Linked DNA regions of Mus musculus: region 1 is linked to region 2. Evidence: chromatin loops called from intact Hi-C (ENCODE). Cell type or tissue: heart. All regions are shown on one strand. Links, peaks and the distances in the headings refer to the core of each region. The heading gives the core; the rest is flanking DNA. Region 1 holds the start of Mta3 (metastasis associated 3). Region 2 holds the start of Gm24240 (a small nucleolar RNA gene).

Evidence for each region. A loop is a pair of places that touch in the nucleus more often than their neighbours do. Peaks named below come from ENCODE experiments on the same cell type or tissue, not always from the same donor. Only the 100,000 strongest peaks of a DNase experiment are listed, where the experiment ranks them.
Region 1: a loop joins it to region 2, with 3 times the contacts of the local background. A loop is called at or near these places in 2 of 42 quality-filtered maps.

Annotation. Positions count from the first base shown.
Region 1 is chr17:83,701,385-83,709,718 of GRCm38, forward strand. Mta3 (metastasis associated 3) reads left to right here and starts at 4,800. Exons shown (of 17, transcript NM_001379391.1): 1 at 4,800-4,901; 2 at 7,015-7,082. The coding sequence starts at 4,874. In heart, for the core only: no CTCF peak of the experiment used is centred there; DNase peaks (open chromatin) are centred at 3,267, 4,487 and 4,757; H3K4me3 peaks cover 2,429 bases; H3K27ac peaks cover 2,482 bases.
Region 2 is chr17:83,267,532-83,275,865 of GRCm38, forward strand. It overlaps Gm24240 (a small nucleolar RNA gene), which reads left to right and starts at 2,440; the gene lies at 2,440-2,574. In heart, for the core only: a CTCF peak has its summit at 4,145 (motif pointing right); DNase peaks (open chromatin) are centred at 150, 4,202, 6,560, 6,760 and 1 weaker place; H3K4me3 peaks cover 1,656 bases; H3K27ac peaks cover 1,607 bases.

The sequences.
Region 1 (8,334 bases), core at 16-8,015, 430 kb after region 2:
AAAAAAAAAAAAAAAAAAAAAAAAAAGAAGAAAGAAAAAACCAAACCAAACCAAACAAAACCCAAAAATACTAAGTGCTGAGATTAAAGATGTGTGCCACCATGCCTGTCTCTTTTCTTATTTTTATATTTATTTGTGTGTGTGTCCACATGTGTATATGTGTGTGAGCATGTTTATGTGTGTGTGTATGTGTTTGGGCGTGTGTGCATATGTGTGTATGTCTGTGTGCATGCGTATGTGTCTATGTGTGAGTGCATGTGTGTCTATGTGTGTTTGTGTGTATATTGTGTGTAGGGGGTATGTGTGTATGCACCTATGTGTGCGTGCATATGTATGTGTGGCATGCATGGGTGTGTGGCACGCATGTGGAAGGTTGAAGAACAGTTTTATAGAAGCTGCTTTTCCTCCATCATGTATGCCCGGGGACTGAACTCAGGTCTTCAGGCTTGGTGGCAAGTGGCTTTACCCACTGAGCCTTCTAGGCAGTGATGTGGTGATGCTGTCTCTTTCTTTCTTCTTTGTCTTTCTTTCAGATAAGGTCTCATGTAGCTCCGGCTGGTCCTCCTGCCTCTATCTCCAGAAAGCTAAGATGGCAGGCATAGGCTGCCACACCTGGCTCATTTGCAGCATTCTTGCAAATGGAAGAGTGGGTTTATAGAGACCAACAGAGGGAACACTCTGGGCCTCAAGCAATGCCTTCCATGTGTTTCTTTAATTACAACAGCCATACTAGGAAGCTTTGTCCATGGGGAGACCCCATTTACTCTGGTGTTACTGACATGCTGTAGGGGACATCTCTTCCATAGGGATACTGGAGATGGCCAGAGAGAAATGTGACGTAACAAATATGAAGTCCTTAACATGGGACACCACACCTGGCTTATTCAGTGTTGGGGATGAAGATGCATGTGGGGTGTGTATTCTACCAACAGAGCTACAACTTCAGCCCCCATCTATTTATTTATTTTACTTTAAGACTTTTTTTATTTATGTGTGTGTTTGTGTGCTTGTGTGTAGGTGTGTGTGAAGGCCAGAAGAAGGTGTTGAATGCTCTGGAGCTGGAGTTAGAGACGACTGCAGGTCCTCTGATATGGGTGTGTCTTAGTCAGGGTTTCTTTTGTTTTTTGTTTGTTTGTTTGTTTGTTTTTGTTTTGTTTTTTTTTTTTGGTTTTTCGAGACAGGGTTTCTGTGTGTAGCCCTGGCTGTCCTGGAACTCACTCTGTAGACCAGGGTGGCCTCAAACTCAGAAATCTGCCTGCCTCTGCCTCCCGAGTGCTGGGATTAAAGGCATGCGCCACCACGCCCGGCTAGTCAGGATTTCTATTCCTGCACAAACATCATGACCAAGAAGCAGTTGGGGAGGAAAGGGTTTATTCAGCTTACATTTCCACACTGCCGTTCATCACCAAGGAAGTCAGGACTGGAACTCAAGCAGGTCAGAAAGCAGGAGCTGATGCAGAGGCCATGGAGGGATGTTCTTTACTGGCTTGCTTCCCCTGGCTTGCTCAGCCTGCTTTCTTATAGAACCAAGACTACCAGCCCAGAGATGGCCCCACCCACAAGGGGCCTTTCTCCCTTGATCACTAATTGAGAAAATGCCTTACAGTTGGATCTCATGGAGGCATTTCCTCAACTGAAGCTCCTTTCTTTGTGATAACTCCAGCTGTGTCAAGTTGATACAAAACTAGCCAGTACAGGGTTCTTCTGGGATCCTAACTCCATGCACTCCTGAAACAGCAATGCATGCTCTGGTTGCTGAGCCTCCCTCCCTTCCCCACTCTTTAAGATACTGAGCATTTCCAATATAGAGGACCCTGTTTTGGAGCTGGAGGTAGAAGGAGCTTAAGACAGAGAAGATAGGGGAGACAGGGGAGTCTGAATTGGCCACCACCATTACTTCCTGTTCTGACCCAGGTCTAAGTCTTTAATGGGGGCTCCAGGCTATGACTGGAGAAAAGCTGAGTGTGGACAGGTGTGGGAAATGTTCTTAGCACTTTTCACATACCTGTTGTGGTAAGTATAGAGACCTCAAAAAACCTGAGGAAATGGGAAGAGCAGATAAGGAAGTAATAAGAATACAGAAATACTTTGAGGAAGGATTTTTTTTTTTTACTTATTATTTTGCTTTTGAGATGGACTCTCATGTAGTCTAGGATGGCGTCATGAAATTGTGTAGCTGAGGAAAACTTGAGTTTCTCCTTCCTGCCGTCTTCCTACCTTCACTTTCAACCCAAGGATTGGGTTTAGAAGCATAGGCTATCATTCTTGACTTATTTTCTGGTGGGCCTCTAACCCAGAGCTTCAGGTATGGTAGGATCTAGTCACATCTTAGTCAGCTATAACCCAGCCATGGAGCTCAGGCTAACCTCAAATTCCCCGTGCAGTTTAGGATAATCTTGAACTCCTGCTATTCCTGCCTCTACCCCCCAACTGGACTTTAAGAAAAACTTAGTGTGTATGTGTGCATGTATGTAGGCTATAATGGGCATGTGTGTATGTGTGTATGTGTGCATGTGTGAAGTCTATGATGGGCATGTGTGTATGTGTGCATGTATGAAGTTTATGATGGGCATGTTTATCTGTGCATGTATGAAGTCCATGATGTACATGTGGGGCTCTGTGGACAACTTTTGGGAATTAATTTTCTCTTTCCAATGTATTTGTTCCAGGGGTCGAACTTGTCAGCAAGCATGTTTACCTGCTGAGCCATCTCCTATGCACCTCCAGCCCTACTCTTGTTCATATTTATTACTTAAAAATAATGAGAAAGCCTTCTAAAACTTATGATCCATTTCTTTGAATTTTCAGGCGGCATTCTTAGTAGAAGACAGACTTTGCGGTTCATGCTGTTTGGGCCAGAGGGATTAGTTCTGATGCCGGAATACTATTCCAGGTGAACTATCAGCTGATGTGTGTCAGTTTAGAAATGGAGAGTGGTTTCAGATAAGTCACATTATATTTTCGGTAGGATCCCCAGTAAAAGAGTTATGATAAATGATAAATAACAGCTATACTGTCAGCATACCAGAGCTCTTTTGTTTTCTTCCCTGGGCCAGAAGGGCTGAGGACTCACAGTTTGCAAGCTACCAGCGAATCTGAGGCTTTCCAGAGTACAAAAGAATCGACAGACACCTGCTATTCTCAATATTGGATGCTAGAGGAGCTTCAACCAAAATGCAGTCTTCTTTTCCCGGGACAACTCCTACTTTGGCACAGCCCTTTAAATCAGCATCACCAGGCACTCCAACCCACAATACTAGGCCAATGTTTATTGTGCAACAAGGCCTGGGTGTAGTTTGGAATGCCTTGGCTTTCCTAAAAGAAGTTATGTGTTCATTGGGGAGAGTCAGTCAGGAAGATCTCGCTCTGTATCCCAAGCTGGCCACAAACTGGAGCGCCTCCAGCCTTTGCCTATGGAATACTAGGGTTACAGGTGTTTAGTACTATGAGGACCATCTATATTCAAAACCTCATAGAGGGTGTGAGGAACGTGAAAAGGGATCTATAGCTACTCAGCATGGGAAAACTAGCCACTTAAGAGCTTTCTGATGGGACAAGTGATCCTACACCTGTAATATAACCCAGCACTCAGGAGGCTGAGGCAGGAGGCTACAAGAGCCAGCCTGAACTGAGACCCGTATTAAAACAAGTAATGTTGGTGAGGTAGCTCAGTATAGCCAGGCCTGACTATCTGAGTTCAATCTCTACTCCTATGATAGACCTATACATATATATCTCATAGCATTCATGCCCTCACATGATAGATAGATAAATAGATGCATGGATGGATAGATAAGTAAATAAGTGTATTAAGAATTTAAAAACAAACCAACAAACATGAAAAGTTAGTTCTATAGTTAAATGACTAGCCTGTGCAAAGACCTGGCTTCAATCCCCATTAATGCAAAAAAAAAAAAAAACCAAAAAACCAAAAACGGGGATTGGGGCGAGGACGTGCTTTTTGACATAAAACTAGTTAGCTGACCAGCAACCCCAAGCTGTTAGACACGACCTCCTCCTTTTGATGGGGGGAAAACTGCGGATTGTGGAAACCCTGTTCTTCTACCGGCAAAGGAAGCCCTCTTGTGCTGAAGGCCTCCCCTGGTCAAAGCACACGCTGTACACAAAGCCTGTTTAGAGGCAGGGCTAGAGGATGTGTGTGTGTGTGTGTGTGTGTGGGGGGGGGGGTCGGTTTTGTTCAGCCCAGTTTTGGCACAGCCACGACTGACCTGCCAGTGTGGTCGGGGTGAGAAAGTCAGCTTCCAGTTCTTTTCATAGCTGGGTCTCAGACTTGAGCAAGCTGCAAGTACGTAGGGTCTTCTTGGCCCCAGGGCCTGTAGGCTCTAAAGCCACCAAACGTCCTCTCACCACGAGGGAGGGACGCAAACAAGCATCTGTCGCTTGCATTGGCTGCATCGGAGAGTTGTACCCAGAAGGGCGTTCGTGTGCTTGAGGTCACACATAGAGGGGTGTCCCTGGGGAACAGAAGCAGGAAAGGAGAACCTGTCCCAAGGTGGACAGGTGACGCGGGCGAGAGAGACGCTCGGAGTGGCTGAACCTCTGTCCCCACCCTGGTTCTTCCACAGCCCCTGACCCTGGTGTGCTACCCCGAGGCTAGTGCGGGTGGCCCCTGGGGTCTTCGGCCCCCCGCAGCCCGCCGCCCCGTTCCCGCCGTGCTCCGGCCTCCCGGGCCCGCTCGGCGTCGCTCTGCCGGCGCTGGGGGCGGGCACAGCCCCCTCCCTCGGTGTCCCCTCCCCGTCCCTCCCCCTCCCCCGTGGCGAGGCGGCGGCGGCGGCGGCAGCGGCGGCGGTCGAGGCTGAGGCGGCGGCGGCGGGCGGGGCTCGGCTCGGGCTCCGCGGGCGGGCGGGCGGACATGGCGGCCAACATGTACCGGGTCGGAGGTAGGAAGGCTCGGCCCTTCCCGGCCCGTCGGGGAGCGGGCGGTGGGAGCGGGGGTCCGGGCAGCGCACGCTTACTGCCAGCAGCCCGGGAGCCCGGGGCTGAGGGCGCCGCGGGCGGGGCGCAGGGGGATCCCCACCCCCACTCCCCTCCCCCACCGCTCCTGCCCGGCGTCTCGGGGCCAGGCCTCTTCTGGGGACACGCATCGGACACCCCCTTTACGAACGCCCCAAAGGGACAGAGCCCCTGCAAGCCCCCTAGCTGAGTGGTCTTTCCCTCGCGTGGCTTTTGGGCACGAGGGAGGGGGGCTTGAGCACCCCTCACCCCAAACCCCGGCTTCTGCCTCGGTGTTAGCGTGGGCTGGGGACGATGGTGGCCCAGGTGGGGGGCAGAGCTCGACAGGCCTGTTTGCAGAGCCCGGGCCCTGCACCGTCGCTGCTTCACCCCCCATTCCCTTCGGTTTCCCGTTCAGTCCCCCTGAGAGTGGGGCTGTGTGTGGGGCCAGGGAGCCGCAGCCCCAGGTAGGGAGTAGAGCTCAGCCTGGACGTTGGCTCTGCTGTCTGTCTTTCCAGCCTTCTGCAGAAGAGAGAGAAATAAGGTCAAACAAACTTTCCCTGCTCACGACGCCCTCCCTCCCTCCTTCCTGGTAAAATAATAATTCAGATAAGTGGCGTGTTTGTGAGTGAGACTTGCTCTTCCGTCTTTGCTCATTAGCCGAGCTCCTGATGGATGATGGTGGGGGAATGGCCTGGCTAAATGAGGCCACTTAGCAGCAGAGGGCTGGGAGAGAGCCGCCTAGGTAGACCGTGACTGTGCAGTCTAGTCTCTCAGGTAAACACATAGTGGGAAGTTTCCAGCCACTCTGTAGAGGAAAAATCCTGTACCTTTGGTTGAAAACTTGCCATGGTTTCTTTATAAGAAGGGTCTAAATGGAGTTGAATCAAATATAAAAAAAGGGGGGAAAAAAAACAACCCAACACCCAGCCCCTATTCCTCACCATCCCAGGTAGAGCAAGGAAAAGTTTGATACCTGCTTGCCCTTACACATTCTGCCTGCCGATTTTTTTTTTTAAGTTGATGTTTGAAATGAATTTGGGCTGTTAAGCCTTTCTTTTTCTCCTGATTTGTCTCAGGTCAACACTTTTATGTAAGAATCGTTGTTGAGGGCTGGTTGGATTGGAGGGATGAGGCGCTAGTGGGAGGCTGCGTTGATGAGCTCTGATACATAGTGATGAAGGGGTTTGCCTATCATGTTGTGGTGGGGTTGTTTGGTTGTTTGAGGCAAGGTGTCTACTTAGGCCTAGATGCCCTAGGATTCAGTCCTAGACCAGGCTGGCCTCACAGAGATCTGCTTGCCTCTGCTCCATAGGTGCTGGGATTTAAGACCTGTGCTTTTTGTTGTTGTTTGAGGCAAAGTCTTGCTATGTAGCACGAGGCTGGCCTCTGCTTTGTGATTCTCCTGCCTTTGTGTCCCACTCCCCCCAATTACAGCAAGCCATGCTTTTTTTTGTTTTTTTTTTTAAATTAAATAATTAATTCAAGGGTGACCACTGTGGCACATGCCAGTAAATTCAGCCTGTAAGTGTTGGGCCAGGAGGCTTAGGAGTTGAAGGCCAGTCTCAATTACTTCACCAGTTCTTGCCAGCCCGGACTGCTATTTTCAAAAAGAAAATGAAATGTAAGCAGGATGTGGTACGTGGTACATACCACTAATCTCCACTTGAGTGTGTGAGGCTGGGGGATGTTGAGTTAGTTCTAGATGAGCTTGGGCTACTTCGTCAGGGGTGGGAATTCTAGGACGGTGATAAACTTGGAACCGCTTACAGAGGCTGCCTTACAGTGGCTTGCCTACTTCCTAACGCATAGGGAATTGTAGCCCAAGAGATGGTGGCTCACCTTTAATCCCAGCTCTCCAGTCCTGGGCAGAGGCAGGCAGGTCTCTGCTGTGAGTTTGAGGCCAGTCTGGTGAACAAGGCAAGCTCTCTGAGACATGCCGAGCTATCTCATGTGACCCTGTCTAAAACAAAACGGAAAATAAACAAAAACAAGAAAAGGGCTCTGAGCTGTCAAATGTGAGCTCTTGGTTGAAAAGACCTGTGCGTTTTTTGTTTGCAGACTACGTTTATTTTGAGAATTCCTCCAGCAACCCGTACCTCATCAGACGGATAGAGGAGCTCAACAAGGTGAGTGAGCAGTGTGGCATCACCTGGCCAACACCGAAGCGCTTCCCCTTTAAGGGTTACTGGGTAAAGGGCCCGAGAGGTGATTTTTACTTTCAGTTCCAGGCTAATTACAGAGTTCTGCAGGCATCTGAATATTTGTTGGCTTCTTATAAAGATTTTTGACCCATGTTACGTTTGTTTCTTCAGATTGCTTTGAACCTTGAAGATCAGGCCAGTTGTGTGTAACTTGACTTCTGTTCATATTTAAGACTGTAGGCATGTTTCATATTTAAACATTAGGCATGTTTGTTTGAGCTAGGCTTACAATGACTTCCAAAAAAATCTCAATCCTCCTGCCTCAGTTTCCCAAGCGCTGTTTCACATCTGCTAGTGAATGAGTATATTCCTCCTCGAGCTTTAGAAGGAAGAATCTAATTTGGGCGTGGTGGTTCATGCCTAGAGTCAGGGGCATGGCAGCCCAGTGTCAGCCAGTCTCAGCCTCCACCCCTCCCCACAACACACAAAATTGTAAAATGAGTCGGCGGCGTGACAGGCACCTGATACCTAGTTTGAGTTTGTCCTGCGTTGTATCACTGAGACTGTCTTAAAAAAACAAAATGAGAGGCTGAGGAGATGACTTGCAAGCATGAGGACTTGAGTTCAATTCCCAGAATCTGAAAGAAAAACCGGTTTAGTGGCTCAGGCTGATAATCCTGCCCTGGGGCTTCCGCACCAGCCAACCAGGCTCTCCTACTTGGAGAGTTCCAAGCTAGCAAGAGAGACAGAACTCAAAAATGAAAGGAAAAGAAAATGAGCTGGCCAGAGCACACACCTTTCTTTAATTCTGGCACTAGGTAGGCAAAGGCAGAGACAGGTGGGTTTCTGAGTTCAAGGCCAGCCTGGTCTACAAGAGATCCAGGACAGCAGGGCTACACAGAGAAACCCTGTCTCAAAAAAATCCAAACCGAACAGGCAAACAAATGAACCAAAGTACTTGATGAATAGTAATGTTATATATTAGCATAAACCTTAGACAGTTTAGAGACTCATTAGTTCAACAATTGTTTACTTAATGCCTTTAACTATGTGCCAACCACTTATCCTAAAATACTTAAAATGTACTATTGACTGAAACAAACAAACAAACAAAAAAACTGCGGTACACACTGGTTTAGAAAAACAGGAAATGAAAATAAACACAACGTAGTATGTATTTATATGTATATGTGGTTTTCTCCTGTTCTTCCTCCAAAAGATTACTGTCATTTCATCT
Region 2 (8,334 bases), core at 31-8,030:
TCTCGTATGCCAGCTCGAGGTGTGTGTAAATCTGTCTCTTGTCACAAACTCTCTCGTCACAGACCTCCCAGTGCAGGCAGGCTCTGTACAGGAGCGCTGTAGCACACCTAGCAGTTTTTTGATTGGCTAGTAGCATGCCTAGCGTTTTTTGATTGGCTAGTAGCATGCCTAGCGTTTTTTTGATTGGCTACAGCTGGGCACTGTGAATGCGGATGTTGGCACTGCTGAGTAGCTGAATCTTTTTTTGAAGCGAGGGATCACATGGCTGAGTTCTTTATAGAGAAGTTAAAAACATCTCCGGGCTTTGTTCTCCTGCTTTGTTAGGACAGTCCAGAACTCTGGTTCTAAATCGGGGACAGTAGGCATCCATCTCCACTGAAGGAACCTTGGCAGTGTCTGCGGATATTTTGGGTTGCCTCAGCTAGGAGGTTGCTTCTGCCATCTCCTGAGTAGAAGCCAGGGATGCTGTCAACTATCCTAACACATGACACACTCCCACTCACCTCGCACGCACGTGAGCACACACACACACACACACATACACATGCATGCACACCCACATACATTCAATCTCCACACCCTGAGCTCAATCTCCAGAAGTGCAAAAGTATCACATGTGGAAACTCTAAAACCCTGATATGATGTGATGGTGCCCAAAGATGGGGCATTTAGAAAGTAAGTAGGTCATGAAGCTAGGGTCCTCGTGAATGAAATCTGTGGGTGTCATGGTTATAGAGAGAGCTCCCTAGATCTCTTCTACCAGATGAAAATACAAGAAGGCATTGTGCAGCCTGGAAGATGGCGCTCCCCACAGCCCACCCACGCTGGCACCTGACCTCATAGGTGCAGCCTCTAAAACACATCCCTATCCTTTATGAGCCATCAGGACTATAGGATAGCATCCCAAACCAAGGCATCTTAAGACTAAGACATCTACTCACTGCACCGCAGAGCCCGTATGCCTCTTCCCTGGCCGCTCTAGCCAGTTAGAACTGGAACATGCCCGCCCACCCCACCCCCCCATCCGTGTGAGCTCTGGACGCTGCTTAGTCCCCAGCCTCCTGGTTGTTGTTTTTCCAATAGCTGGAACCTTTTCTTGCCTGTTTGAACAAGTATCAAGGCAACCCCATGTGTACTGCAGACGTATCTACACAGTCCCCTCCTCTCCAGTGTTGTGTCCACAAATTCCAGTTGCCTCACAGTTTTAAATGATGAACCCCACCTCCCGGTCTGTCAGAGTCCAGTGCTTGTTCTACAAAGCACCTCTAGGCAGAAGCCTCAACTAAGCACGGGCGTCCCAAAGGCTTGTCCCATACCTACAGACCTACGGATCTACGGACCTACAGACCCACGACCCAGAGGAATACCTGCTTTAGTTCCTGACTCTCTCAAAAGATGCCTGCATAGTACGCAGCCTTGAAAGACCAAGATCGCATCTCCCTGTGGAACACAGGGAAGCTTCGCCTCCTGCCCAGCGTTGTAAAGGCCATGTCTCCTTCTGGGATAAAGGCCAAAAGAACAAAAGTGCAAGGAACACTGCTGATTCCCTATGTTCTGGCTCCTCTTCTGCAACGCAGCTCACAGCAAACACCTGGACCTGCACGTCACCTGGTGGAAACTGGACGTGAAGGAACCAGAGTCGATGCTGACACACTGGCAGCGCTGTTTCTGTGAGTCATAAAGTTTCTCTCTGGCCTCAGAGTCTTTTGTCTTCTGCCAGCATCCATAAAATGAGAACAAACTAAGTTGTTAACTTGTAAATGTGCCCCCTTTTCTATTCTTAGAACTCTTCCTATCACAGGCTATCATTGTAAATGGTGTCTCACACACACACACACACACACACACACACACACACACACACAAACTTTTCTTCTTCTGGCTATCATCTATTGTGAAATACAATAATTTTAAGAAACAAATAAATCCAAAACTTTTAATGGCGATAGAATTAAGAAAGATTTTTTTAAAATTAACAATTGATAGTGACAAGAGAAAACATCTTACATTGAGTGCTTAGGAGAGGCCTCTGTGAACAGGAGACATTTAAACTGAGTCTGGGGCAGGGGGAGGAGGAGACACAAGGCAAGCAAGGGAAAATGCCTTCCAGGCAGAAGGGACAGCATCTGCAAAGTCCTGAGGCTGGAAGAGCTCAGGCAGGTTGGTATCTGGTGAGGAAGGGATGATCAGCCAGATTCAATGCAGAGGTTCTCAACTCCTCCATCTTTTAAAATCTACCCAGAATAGCCTGGCAGTGGTAGCACACACCTTTGGTCCCAGCACTTCATTCAAGAGGCAGGCAGACCTCTGAGCCCAAGGCCAGCCTGGTCTACAGAGAAAGTTCCAAGGCAGCCAGGCTTACCATGGAGAAATTCTATCTTGAACAACCAAAACAAATAGATATAAAATCTACACAGGAGCTTGTCAAATATGTCAGTATCGCAGCGCATCCCAGTTCAACTGCACTATAAGATTTTAAAGTAACACTTCGGGGTTGCACTAGGTTGCAAAAGGAAACTCTCCCTGTGCCTGTCTTTGTGTCTTTGTGCCCAGGTTGAATTGGGGAGCACATCTCCATGCGAGGGGAGTTCCACACTCAAGCTGATCTGCTCGGGACCTCACTCTCCTTGCTTTGCAGTCACCACTTGGTTATATCGCCTAACACCGTAACTGGCAACTGGCGGCTGCTTACCATCCATACAACACCAGGACTTGGGACAGACAGATGGGACTGACGTCATCCTGAGCTTTTATTTTGATTGTTATTTATTTAGAGGGGAGGCACTGTTTTGGTGGGGAGTTGTTTGTTTTGAGGGTTTTGTTTTTCTTTTCTTAAGAAAAATGTCATGTAGGTTGTCTAAAAATAAAATGCATTTAATTTTTTTTTTTAAGTGACACACACTTTTAATCCTAACAATTAGGAGACTGGGGCAGACGGACTTCGAACTTGAGTCTAACCTGGGCTGCATAGGGAGACTGTCTCCAAATGAGCAGGCACTGGGGATGAGGCTCCCTGACAGAACACCCGCTTAGTGCACACTACAGACGCTCACACAAGAAAAGGAAGCAGGGATGAACCATTGATGGCTGTTTAAAAAATATTTCTAGAAGACTTCAATGCATAGCCAACATTGAGTCTGACCCGAGGTCTTGAGCCTGCAGATCTTTATGGGACTTGGGTTTTTACTAAGGCATTTGGATTAGAGTTAAACAGAGGTTAAAGGCCACTGAAGGTATTTAAGCATAGAAAAGACACTTGATTAGATTTGAGTTTTAAAAGATTCCCTAGAGGCTGGAAAGAAGGATCCGTTGTCAAGAGCACAAGTTGCTCTTGCAGAGGAACTAGGTTTAAGCCCCAGCATCCATGCGGTCATTCCCAACCATCCGTAATTCCAGTTCTAATGGATCGAAAAGCCTTACCTCCTTGGGCACTGAGTAAGTACCTGGAGTGTAGACATACATGCAGACAAACGCATAAAATAAAATAAAAAAACCTTTAAAAACTTATTTTAGAAATAAAAATAAAGGACTCCCCCAAGAGCCGAGGATGCAATTTGGTCAGCAAAGAAGTCTGGCACGTGTGTGTCTCACTGAGTCCCATTCTGCACGTTACTATTTGCTTGCTTGCTTCTTTGGTGTGCCAGCCAGTGGCTAAAGCCAAAAATGCTGAGCTCAGGCAAGCTAAGCTAGTGCTCTGCCACAGTGGAATTTCCAAGCCATATATATATGTGTATGTATATATATATACATATATATGTATGTATATATACATACATATATATGTATGTATATATATATACACACACATATATATGCTTTAATAATTGATTTATTTTTAAGATTTATTTATCTATATTCTGTGTGTATGTGTGTTGCATGAATATATATATTCATACAGGCAACACATACACACAGAATATATACATATATACACTCCCCATATAGGTTTAGTGTCCATGAAGTTAGATGAGAGTCTTGATCCCTCCAGGAACTGGAGTTACAGACATCTAATGAGCTGCTGTGTGGGTTCTGAGTCCTTTGGAAGAACAGCCAGTGCTCTTAACCACTGAGCCATCACTTCAGCCCCAATATTTGGTTTCTCTGTGTGAACAGTCATGCAAAACTCAGTGTGATTATATCTGTCCATTGCCAGCAGGTGGCGCCACAAAATCACACCTAGCAAGGAAAATGCTACCCTCTTCCAACAAAGCCGCATCACAGACCTTGCTAGGCTTTAGAGAATGATCCTCAGACCTTACAGGGGCTGGGGGCGTGGGGGGTGTCATCTATCTCAGGTATAAGCATTGTTTGCCACTGTATCATCTTTCCCAACATAATCCCTCACAAATTAAAGGTAGAAAAATGCAGTGGCTGGGGATATGGTTTAAATCAATAAAGTGTGCCACGTAAACAAATACACAACAGCCAAGTGAAAGGCTAGGCATGGAACACACTTGTATAATTCAGTGCTGAGACAAGCCGACCCCCTGGTGCTCTCTGGGCAGCCAGTGTTGCCAAAGTGGCACAGTCTGGATTTAGTGAGACCCAGTCTCAAAAACTAAGGCGGAGGGGCTGAAGCCAAGGCTCGACGGGTAAACTCCCAGTTACTGCTCTTAAAGATGATCCAGACTTGGTTCCTGTCACCCACATGGAAGTTCACAATGGTTTGTAACTCCAGCTTCAGGGGTTCCATTACCGTCTTCAGAGCCCTTTGAGGGTACCAGGCATGCATATCATACATACATACACACATACATACATACATACACACACACATATACATACATATACACACACACATACATACACATAACACATATACACACATACACACACATATGTGTATACACACACACACACACACATATATATATATATATATATATATACACACACACATACATACATACAGGCAAAACACTCATATACATAAAATAAAAATAAGTAAATCTTTTAAAAAAAAATAAGGTGGAAAGTGAAAAATAAAGACACACCTGACAGCAACCTCTGGCCTCCATGTGCACACACCACATACAGGTACAGCACACACCCATGCATTGCTCGATTACTCACATAAGTGTGTGTGAGCACACACATACACACACACACACACACACACACACACACACGATAGATAGATAGATAGATAGATAGATAGATAGATAGATAGATCGATAGATAGATAGACAGACGGTCTCTATGGGAGACACAGAAGACAAAAGGACCCAGAGAAAATGAGAAGTAGAAAGGCTGGCTCAGGAAGTGGATTTCACAGTCCCACTGACAGAAGCCACTGAGCCGTCTGTCCGCAAGGCAAGGTGACAGAAGTCAGCCTTTGCGGCAACCAGCTGGCCCCACCTGCTCACAGTGGGCCTCTGACCCTGATCGTCCCTTCCAGCTGACTTTTATTTGATACCTGGTATGTGCCGGGGACCTGTGAGAAGTGCTCTGGACACTTCCAGCCTGGGAAGAGACATAAAGCTTAAGGGACAGCATCTCTATAGCATCCCGGGCTTTAAAGGGATCCCCAGACCTTTCCCCTTCTGCCTTCCTCTTCCCAGTTTGAGGAGTGCTCAGTTAAGCCAGATACCCCAGAATTGGAGTCTGAGGAACACCCTCCTGACCTATAGGACCTCGGATCCCCAGTATCCTCCTAGCCCCTCTGACCACAGTCTCCATCATCAGTCCACCTCTCACCTGTCTGTCTCAGAGCCAAGCCTGTGACCTCTGCTCACCCTGTCCACCGCCACAGGTGCCCTTCACTAGCGGGTCCAGAAAGGAGGATGCCTCTGCTTGCCTGGAGACCGTTGCTCCGCACATTTTACCCAAGCAACTCGGATCTTACCACTCTTCTCACTGCAAACCGCCGCCGCCATCAGTTCCCTTGGGTTCACAAAAGCCCAGCTTTACAGCAAGAACTTGGGCCAGCAAGGACCTATTCACAGGGACCAGCCTAGCCAACTGCTCTCGGTGAGGAGCCAGGAATGTGAAAACGTTAATGGTTGCAGGGCTGCTTGCCCTTCTGCACCCCCACCCTCCAGTGCTCCCCCGTTGCCCTATCCCTTCCTCTGAACTGGGTCTGTTGTATCCGTGCGGATCAAGAGTCAAGACCTCCGGGGTTGAGGGACAGGAGGGAAGGAGGCTCTAGGGAAATCCGTACAACTCAGAGGGCCCTCTGTCTCTGCCGTTCCTTCTGCCAGGTCTCCATTCCCTCTCACACCCACCCCCCTCAGCACCCCAGGGGGGTTCACTTTACTCTCCTGCTCTGACTGGGAGAGACCACGCCTTTGACTGAGACCACGCCTTAACTCCTCCCCAGCCCAGAGTCCACACACGGCCCAGGTCCCAGAACCTTGGAACCTTGAATTATTCCGCTTGAACCCCTAAGAGGTCACAGCGGTGATGTTCTTTCCATAAAATGATAAAAGTAACCATCCGACTAAGTAGCCCTCAGATGCCAGGCACCCACTGGCCCCAACTCCAGCCCACTGGGCTTGTGCATTCCTCGGAACTCTCTCCTTCCATCCCCACCCCTACATTTCCTGTCAGTCCCTACTATCCCCTGTTGGGGTGTCTATGCCCACTGATCCCGGGGGGGGGGGGGTGGGGAACAGGACTGACAGAACCCACCCCCTTATGAACACTGGAGGAGGAAGTAGCTACTGGAGGTCACTGTCTTGGCCATTTCCTGTTTCAGGAACAAAGATGCCAAAATATGTTCCTTTTTCTTATGAAAAAAATGTAGGGGTTTTGAGAGTTGGAATTCCCAGAACCATTGTCGATGCTGTGAGCTGACCGGGTTGGAAGCCTTTGCCAAGGCTGCCTGGGCTGTTCTCACGGGTGAGTGTCTAGAGGCAGTTCTGGAAATGATGTCTGGATCTCTCTCACTGATGGACAGGCCTGACCTCAGCCTCCTGTCCTCCCAGGGTTCAGGGGGAACTTATGCAGAGGAGAGAGTCCCCTCTCCAGACCTTTGGCTACTTGGATGGCCTGAAAGGGTGAAACATAAGATACAGCAGCACTTGGGCTTTGAGCTTAAAGTCACTCTGTCCTGAAGGCAGACAGCTTAGTGAAAGCCATTTCTGTCCTCTGTCTCAGGCTAGGCCACTTATAAGCCCCATCGGAATGACCAAATAGTATCAATTTGCATGAAACCAGAACCTTCTAGGCTGTCCAGGAATGGGGGAGCATGGAAGTAAAGGGGATCGGGAAAACGGGGCTCTACCAATACGACCAAGATAGACAGACCTAGAGCCGGGACAGGAATGTCCACGAGTCGGTGTGGCCTCGGGAGACACAGAGCCAAGCCCCCAGGACCTTCCCATCCTGGATCTGGGTAGCAGGTGGCAAGTACCCTCTGTGTGCTGGCTCCATATTGGCCAGCTTTGCCTCTGGTCTATGTTGTTAGTATCGGGCCTGCCCAATTCCCTCCTCATCCTTCTTATTCATTCAACAAACATTTAAGCAGTCTTTATACTGGAAGGTAAACACTACTAGACGGTAGGTCCCCAAAGGTATATGAGATTCACCAGGGCCCTGGCGTGGTGAAGCTAACATCTAACTAGGAAGATACACGGAAAAGCTTTTGTTCACAATCCAGTGTGAGAAAAGCCTTTGTTCACAATCCAGTGTGAAAGTCCGATCGTATATAGGCCATGGAAACGGACAAAGTGCAAGACCCAGGGGAGAATCCACAGACAATAGAAGACTATTGACCTGGCTGAACATTTTGTGTGTGATCTCCATTTTCATCGTGTGGGTCCTGGGGTTTGAACTCAGATCGTCAGGCCTGGCCTCAAGCACCTTTACCGGGTGGGCCATCTCAACAGGCCAAATGTATTATCAATCAAAGCAATCGTCTCAAGGGAAAGTAGAGAGACAGTCTAGATCCGTCCACCCCTGTTCCAAGCAATAGGGGCCAAACTCCTAGGAAAGGTTACGTGGGCCCCACTTAGGATCCGCCCTCTGTCTTCCCACCTCCTAATCCCTAACCTGATCAAACTGTTGGTTCTGTTCAGAAGAGAGGAGCCTTCTCACCTGACTCTTCAGCCGGGCGTGGTGGCGCACGCCTTTAATCTCAGCACTCCGGAGGCAGAGGCAGGCGGATTTCTGAGTTCAAGGCCAGCCTGGTGTACAAAGTTAGTTCCAGGACAGCGAGGGCTATACAGAGAAACCGTGTCTCAAAAAACAAAACAAACAAAAAACCAAAAAGAAGGGTCTCCATTTCCTTCTTGTGCCTATACAGTCAGAGAGGGTCCCACTCTAGGCCCTTACTAGAGTAAGGGTCCTCCTTTCTCCATCACCCCGTCCTTACCACCTGGCAGCAAGCAGTTC